Linked DNA regions of Mus musculus: region 1 is linked to region 2. Evidence: chromatin loops called from intact Hi-C (ENCODE). Cell type or tissue: left cerebral cortex. All regions are shown on one strand. Links, peaks and the distances in the headings refer to the core of each region. The heading gives the core; the rest is flanking DNA.

The links. A loop is a pair of places that touch in the nucleus more often than their neighbours do. Peaks named below come from ENCODE experiments on the same cell type or tissue, not always from the same donor. Only the 100,000 strongest peaks of a DNase experiment are listed, where the experiment ranks them.
Region 1: it touches region 2 in a loop (6-fold over the local background); 3 of 42 quality-filtered maps call a loop at or near these places.

The regions. Positions count from the first base shown.
Region 1 is chr12:49,828,549-49,832,952 of GRCm38, forward strand. No RefSeq gene overlaps it. Among named protein-coding and RNA genes, the nearest start is that of Gm25015, 250 kb to the left of the region's middle. In left cerebral cortex, for the core only: no CTCF peak of the experiment used is centred there; DNase peaks (open chromatin) are centred at 2,009, 2,330 and 3,827; H3K27ac peaks cover 639 bases.
Region 2 is chr12:49,945,219-49,949,622 of GRCm38, forward strand. No RefSeq gene overlaps it. Among named protein-coding and RNA genes, the nearest start is that of Gm40418, 170 kb to the right of the region's middle. In left cerebral cortex, for the core only: no CTCF peak of the experiment used is centred there; DNase peaks (open chromatin) are centred at 269, 818, 1,783 and 4,111; H3K27ac peaks cover 882 bases.

The sequences.
Region 1 (4,404 bases), core at 80-4,079, 120 kb before region 2:
AGGCCTCTCTAGCCAAAGAATTTTTGAAATAAAGTATACTCAATCTATTAGCCTGTTGCATGTTCTTTGTAAATCATGACATAGTGAGCCGACACACAGTAGGTTTTCTTAGGTCCACTTTCTACCCATGTAACAGCACGCCTAGGCACTTCTTCATATGCTCCTATGCCTGGAAGGATCCCAATTTGAGGTTTTTTGTTTTTTTGTTTTTTTTTTTTCCTTCTGGTTGGCTCTTTTTAGAAATTCCTTGGCCCACTTCACATTAGAACTACCCTGCCTCGTTCTTATACCCTCTGAAATGAGCTGTGTGTTTCTTCCAAGATGAGGTAATATGGATCGCCATAGAAAACTACTGTCAGAGCTCTGATTTAGGGCTGTATTTTCTGTTCCAATTTTAAAAAATGGATAATTTAATATTAGAATAGTCTCAAATCTTGAAGAATAATAATTCATAGACTGCCTTGCTTATTAGATTATTTATACTTCTTGAGATAAGTACTTAAGCTCCTATGCATATGTAAATATATGTGGATATTTTTACCCAAGTGCTAAAGCTTTGAGGAGTTCATTTTAGATTTTCAGTAATTATGTTTAGGAGGAAACATCTTTCTTGTCAATTATGTTCTCAATTACAAGCTCCAGACCAAAGCTCATAATCCTTGGTGATACCATATGCTGAGACTATATAATATTTATATGTATATTACACAAAGTCCTGCAGTCTAAGAATGAAGTTTCCAAGCTCTGTATAAAATCCTTCACTTTTCTTTTCTCTGAAGGTGCCATCCTCAGTCGCAGGCACTATCTTTCTTCCCTTTACACTTCTCCTTGCTTCTGTCCTTGACCTTATGTGTCTGTTCTCCACAGAAACAGCAGATCACATTCATCACTCAAACTTTCTAGTATCCCTCCAAAATCTTTGTATCACTAACCATGCCCAGAGACCATGTGCCCTCTCTGCCCTACCATCAACCTACTCTCCCTTTGGTTACCTGGCTCTATCAGCTCCAAGCCCTTACTTCCTGCTTCTGTAGCATCCCAGGGCTCTCCTACTAAGGTGAATGCTCTTCAATGCTTATTTAAAATCTGGTAGTTAGTAGATATCAATAAATACTCAACAAAGTATCAACTGCTCAATTATAATCTTGGTTTCAAATAAATGAGTGAAATGACTATGTTTATGTTATAAATGTAATTAATTTTGTTTGTTTGGTTTTGGTTTTTTGAGACAGGGTTTCTCTGTGTGTCTTCCTGGCTGTCCTGGAACTCACTCTGTAGACCAGGCTGGCCTCGAACTAAGTTTTTATTTTCAAGCATAAGAAAATAGTTCTTTTCTATTTATTTATTTATTTATTTATTTATTTATTTATTTACTGTGAGATACAGTCAAGGAAATATAAATAAGTTTAAGAATAGTGTTCTGGTTACTTATAGTTCCTGGACAGTAAACAATGAGCACTTTCCTTCTCTTGAGTATTCAAAGTGTAGCATGAGTAAGTCTGTCTCAGAAACAATGAGAAATTGATAGTAGGTAAGTGTAATGATACCTAACAATAAGTCATGAACAATAAGAAGCCAGAATCCAACTCAACAAAATGGTAGCTATTGATATTAGAATATGAGCAGAGTACAAAGTAACTTTTGGGAGTATACTTAAAATTTGACACAAGAATACAAAAGACTCCTGGGAGGAAAAACAGTCAGCCCATGTCCAAGAATCTAAGAGTTTTGTTTTCCTATTTCATCTCATGATGAAAGCCTTCCCTGCCACTCTTTGCTGAGTAGTCTAGACCATAAAGGCCAAATGTGGGCAAGAAGCCATGACCAGCAAAACTAAGAAAAGTTTAGGTCTGTGTACCACAGGTAAAGTATACAAGGAAGAAAACAATATGGATGCTCTCCCATTTTGAGAGTCATCATGGGTTATCATAGTAAGACCCCAGAGTGCAGTGTACAATGCAAAAGCTAACCAGTCACCTAAAAGCAGAGAAAAGGCCCCGTAGTAAGAAAGTAGGAACCTGATCTACACACCTGGCTAGTTCTAAGTCACGGCCTGGGAAGGAATATACCTTGAAACCCGATACAGTTGAGTCTGTGACCAAATACCAACAGAGAGCAAATAGGAACCATTCTTGTTTCTGATTATGTATTTATTTATTTAAAGCCAGGTCAACTTTTGTGCTTGAGTTAAGTTTCTATGGAAATTCTTACTCCATGCTGTTATGAAAAGGCAACTCTCTTTCAGCAGGCTTTGGATCCTGGTCCAGGCTCCAGACTGTCTCAAAATCTAAACAGAATCTTAAAATCTGTTCCTGCCTCAACCAGAACTCGCTGTATTTCCTTTGCCTCCTGCCACCGCTCAGTTGGATGGACACCAAGTATAGACAACTTCAGCCGAAAAGGAACATTTTAAGGGAGTTATGAGCCAGATTCAATTATAAATAGGGATCATCTGTGAAATAATGTTATTATCGTATACTTTGCACACAACTTTAACAATGAGAGTGTAAGCTCTCTATGCAAATGGACTTGGTTTGAAGGCCACTCTTGTCATAGTGCCTTTATTTTACTATCTGTAAAATGGAGAAAATAATCAGCTTGCATCCCAGAGCTACTGAAATCATCTAAAGAGATAATTTGCACACAGTGCTATGCGTCATGTCTTCCTTTGAATGCACATGAAGTCAGTCCTAATTATTGCCATAGTGACTTCAAATAATAGTTGCATTTAAAATGTGTTTCAACAGCAGAATAAAACCAGTGGTTACCACTAACTCTGCTGTATAAGAACTTTGCCCTTGCTGGGTGGTGGTGGTACACGCCTTTAATCCCAGCACTTGGGAGGCAGAGGCAGGCAAATTTCTGAGTCCGGGGCCAGCCTGGTCTACAAAGTGAGTTCCAGGACAGTCAGGGCTACACAGAGAAACCCTGTCTTGGGGGAAAAAAAGAAAAGAAAGAACTTTGCCCTCACCTGTTCACCCAAAGGGGAAAGCCACACATGAAAATGGAGATGATGGTTACTTTAGCAAGAATGCTCTGAGAAACGGGCAAAAATGAGATATTTGTTATTAAACTCCAGTTCCATGATGAGAAGATGCTATGAACAGAAGTTGATTCTAAAAGCACATTTTGATCACTTAAAAATGCTAATTATTGATGATTCTTCATGTTGTCACAAGGTAGGCCAATGCCCTGATGTAGAAATAGATTTTTTTTTTTACACAGAATCCATTGATTTAATCCATAAATCATTCCCTTTCTTCCCCTCCCCCCAAAATAGATTTAGAACTGACAGTGCTTTCTCTTCTAAAGTATAAAGGATAATTTCCTTCTGATCGTAGAGATGATGAAACAAAAATATAAAATACAGTGCTCTCCTAACAGGGATTGGGATTTCCATTGCACCTCCCCACATCCTCTCAAATTAAAGTTTGAAAAGCAGAGCTCAGAAATAAACTGACAAGCACCATGTTCCGTTCCTTCCATTTCCAGTAAGGAAGCACCAATTTGATTCCTACCATAACAATTTTTGCTGTTGCCAATGCATCATTTATAAAAAAAAAAAAAAAAAACCAACAACACAGCTTCTCAAGTGATAGAAATCATCCCATCACTTTGTTTCATAAAATTGACACCCAGGGGAAATGCAAACTGTAGTCAGAACTCCAGTAAAGCTGTTCTCCCAAGCCCTGTGAGGTATTCCAGAAGTCTCTCCCTCATAAGCTAATGTCAAGCCCCAACTGCTTGTTCTTTTCTCCTTCTCTCACAGGCTGCAATATCCCTCGGCTTTCCACAGCACAGGACTTGGTGTTTTCTGAAAGTGTTACTCCTCCATCGGATTTGACTGTGGGCTAATTTGAATGCAGTGACAAAGAAAAAAAAAAAGAAACTGTTGAAATTATTTCACACGGAGAGCAATAAACATATGGAATAAATTACTACTAAAGAGGACTCAGAGAGTTTCAGAAACACCTGGATTTGTTTCTGGGGGCTGTGGGTTGGTGACCCAGGGTGAGAAGGCTGGGGTGAGGCAAAAAAATGCAGGTAGCAGTAGGAAGCTTGGACTTCCAGCCAAGTGGCACCTCCTGCATTTGTGGGGAACAGCACAGAGACACTAATCTATTTAAGGCAAGGTTCTCAAACATGCTGAGGGCTAGGCAGACTAAGTCACAGGAGCTGCCTTGCTAGCAGTGGGAGTGTGTGTGTGTGTGTGTGTGTGTGTGTGTGTGTGTGACAGAGAGAGAGATAGAAAGAGAGAGACAGAAAGAGACAGAGAGACAGAGACAGAGAGAGAGAGAGAGAGAGAGAGAGAGAGAGAGAGAGAGAGAGAGAGAGAGAGGATGAAAGTGGCCTCTGGCCTTGTCAAAACAAAACAAAACAAAACAAGAAAGATACTCAATATCA
Region 2 (4,404 bases), core at 259-4,258:
TTCAGGATAAAGACATACCTTGACTATGCTGCGAAATTAGTTTTTAACAATTGTAAGAACTCTGCCCAAAATGTGCTTTTATTTTATTTGTGATCTTGAGAGCATTTAAGCTACTAGGAGCAGGCGTATACGTGCTCCTCTCCTCTCTGCTCCTATCAAAACAACACCAGAGCGCTTATGCTCCAGGGAGATTTGTATAGAATCTGACGCTTGTATCAGCTCTGAAAAAAACAACAAAATTACAGTCTGAGGTGATGTAAATGATATCCTTGGTGCATCTTCCCCGTGCTCCTGCGAGGCTCTTGACAGCTGATGGTTGGATTAAACAAAAAGACCAGTAACTTATGACTATTAGCTCAAAGCAATCATCTCTCATTATTTCAATTACATGGGTAAATGCGTGCAATCATGTATCAAATCACTTTTCCCTTTTGAAGAGGTTCTTTTCAGAGTAGGATTTCTGCCAGAAAAAATGTGCAAATATTTACACTGGTTTTTCATCCAACTGCACCTTTGTTTGGCAAAACCACCCTATGGCTACAATTCTGAGTGATATTTTGAAAAAGGGGGAAAAAACAAAAAAGGGAATTGGAAATAGTATGCGATTTTGGTGACTCATTAGCAGTCTGTAAAGGAGACACCTTCAGTTACTTACTGCTACCTGACTTGTCAGAATGAATGTGGCTCCTATTCCCTAAATCACACTACCTGTGAATAGAGCTCCGCTGGCCAATTCAAGGCTCTTTAGGCAACTATGATTGATGACTCAGTGACTAGGAGAAAATTGCCTTCAATGAATAATTCATCAAGCTATCTCTTTGCTGTTAAAGTAGCTGACAGGAAAGTTCTGACACCGCCTAAGCACAATCCACTTACAAATCAGTTACAAGGAAATATTAAAAATAGCTCGGCTACAGCATACCAGCACAGTATCAAGTTGGGGCTTTTTTTTTTTTCCTGTCTACAGTGAGCATCTCTGAGAACATGAGGAGCTCTCCCCATTTAACCATTGTGCTAATGGCAGTAAAGGCAGTGATTAGATAGAAAGTGACGTGATTTGTATTGGCTTTGAAACAATGCACTGTTTTTAATAATATGAATCTCTAAATTTAAGGTAGACAGTTAATCAAGCAAATGGTAATATTTAAACATCTTCCAGGAAAATAAGTAAATACGATTTGTTTGCAGAAGGTAATTTGTCCTTGAGTTATTATGGACCCAGAAAAAGAATAGAAAGCTCATATCAATTTAATTAAGTTCTATATTAATTTCAATATGGAAATGTTCAACAAAACAGGCAGAAAAAGATGAAAAAAATAATAAGAAAATTTAATAGACCCCAAAATAGTTACAGATTGCCTCTGAATCCATAACTGTATTTAATTTTTCACTGTTAGGATGAATTATTCCTTGTTTACTATGATCAAAATCCAAAAATATGCCATACAGATTAGACAAGCTACATGCCATCAGCAAGAGCTCTGTCTCATTTGACTTCTGACAAAATTGTCTCCAGTTTATGCATTAAAGACCTGAGGTTTTCTGGAGTTTTAACTCTTGAAAATATGTTTTCTCTTTGCATAAAAAAACAGAAAATTTTATTTGAGTGAATTTTTTCTCTGTATCACGGTGTCAGTGAAGATTGGACTGGTGTCGCTCTGTGTGTCAGGGAAAGTCGACCAGTAATAGATGCATGTCTATTAGAGCTTAGCAAGCTGAGGCGCTCCACGGTTTTTTCTCCACTAACCTTGACCTTCTGGGGCATTATCTCCTTTTAAGAAGGCTGCCTTTGCCTGAGACAGATGACAGTGACTCCAAAGGGCTCAGACCTCACCCTGGAAACCACTAATTCCATTTTCTATATTATGAGCACACCCCTAACACCATAGTTGTCATTGTACAAATGATTTTAAAAGCTGAAGTTTTGTTTTGAGGATGTCTAAAAAAAAATTGTTTTTTATTCTTGTAGCTCCTGCTTTATCACCCTGCCCCCATATGCTCTAGCCAGAAAATTCTATTCCTGTAAGACACTCTGTTTACTTCCCTGCAGAGCACGGTGATTCTGAACAACACTAGTTCCTGTTGCCAGAATATTTTGACCTATACTAAAAAAAAAAAAAAAAAAAAAAGCTATTTCCAAACTCTCTTTTTAATTTTGTTTCACCATTACTGTTGATGAATAAAATGTTTTGAATACATTTATGAACAAAATTTAAATAAAATGTAAATTATGTTTAAATAAAATTAGGTTGGCAAATTCCCCTAATTAATTCATAAATCTCTAATAACTGGTAAAAAAAAATCTAAACTTTTATTTTTCCCATCCATTAAAACAATATATACCCACCCTGTCCAGTGACTGCAATGGAGACTGGGTCCTTTTGAGCTGTTAAGCATCATTACAGACTATTCATGTTTCATCAAATAGCATATATCTACCTTCATTTGTTTAATATGAATTAATATAAAATTGTGAAAATTAATTTCTAATCAAATATTTTAAAAATATAACTGTCAATTTCACCTATTTTAAAATACTTAAAAGATTAGGGTCACATTTTATAACTAAACGTGATGAATGAACTATGAATGTATATCTGAAATATGATAAAACCATAATTTAGGGAAAAAAACTTAATTGTAAGCTTATTCAGAAAGAAAAATGTAAAGAAATTGAAAATTTTTTTGTTTAATATATACCATCCCCAAACTAGAGGTATGGAATTATAGTTGAAACATAAATAACTTTATTTCAATTCTGGTATCTAAAGCCATCTGCGGCTAAATATGAGTCCACTTACAAAATTCAAGTAAAAAAAGCTAAATAGTAATATTTTGAAAACATTTAGCATCATTTACTAAAAATGTGGATGACGGAGCAAAAATACTTGAAGGATGTATTGAAAAGCAACGCATCTGTTTAATGGCTCTTCCACGAGTCCCCATCAGTTTAGCATTGTGGAGAAAATCGCTACTAACAGCAGTTCTGCATGTATTAACATCTTGCCCTCTTTTCAAAAATGTTTGCTCACTGTAGTTCTGCAGTGGGATAATAATAATGTTTCACTTATAGAATATTTTGTTATTTCTCAAAGAAATATATGTATTCTAACTCTAAACATATAAATACATATTTCTAGTCACCAATACAAGACATATGTACATATTATAAGTAGATATGTACACATAAATACATCAATGGCACTAACTGCACATTTAACTTGCTGTAGTTCTTGCAAATCCCTAGCTTTGAGGTATCTATTTGAGATTTAGGACTTGGAAGGTAATACTTTATATCCAGGTGATTTCAACAACTGATGAATTAAGTCATTGGAAGAAATAAGAAATATCAAGACCTCCATTGTCTTCCAACATCTTCATTTCTGCAAATGTATTATGCATGAATGCAAGTAGTTCTTTACTTAATAGAAACATGTATTTTCAATTGTTTGAGAAATCTTAGTTGCTTGTTTCATATGTTGTTTGTACTATTACCAAATATTTGGATCTGTTAGACTTGATAAACACTCTCTTTATGATTGAAAAGCAGAAGAAAGTATCATGTATACAGAGAAAGTAAAGAATCAGGCCTACCTAAATTTTAATAATTTTGCTTCTTGACATTCTAAGAATTGCCTTTGTTCTATTCAATGCTAATTTTTATTGTACTGAGCTCTCAAAATTAGGCATCGCAGAACGAGTGTTTTATGTCTTTCTTCTTTTGACATTTTTGGAGAAAATGAAGATTGGAAATTAATTTCTACCTCTTTCCTTTCTATTCTTTTTTTGCCCATACTTTCTACCACATCCCCCAAGTAAGACCAAATATTGACTGACAGCTTGGAATTGCTAACCAAATCATCCCCTATCATATGTGTTCAATATGTTGGCTTTTCAAAAAACGTGGGATCCCAAATCTCTCATCTAATATCATTGCACAATAGACAGATTTTTTTAACCAGAGCAAATTCAAGTACGGGTTTCAGACCAGTCAAACCCAGGAGACAAGCAGGAGGCCTGTGCTTCCCCAGCCGTTCTGTCTGCATTAGCCACTCTTGCTCTGGCTCCATCGACCTGTCAGAGCCATCACAGTGATTGACTGCCCCGGCAGATGTGCTGCTATAACAGGTAACTTGATCATCCAGACCCATCTGTCTCTAAGTCCTCTTCAATTCACACTTTGAAAAATATTAGAGGTTGGGAGGGGTGGAATTCTTTGTTGTGATTTTTTTCTTTTAAAAAGTAGGCAATCTGTATTTCACAGAGAGGTTATCCTCCAGTAACTGAATGGGAATATAGTGCTTTTGAGTTCTTTATTGATATGAGCTTCTTCCAGGGTATATTACTATCAACATTTTAAATTGGCCAACAAGATCTGGGAGCTTTGAAAACCTGGTTTCCAAA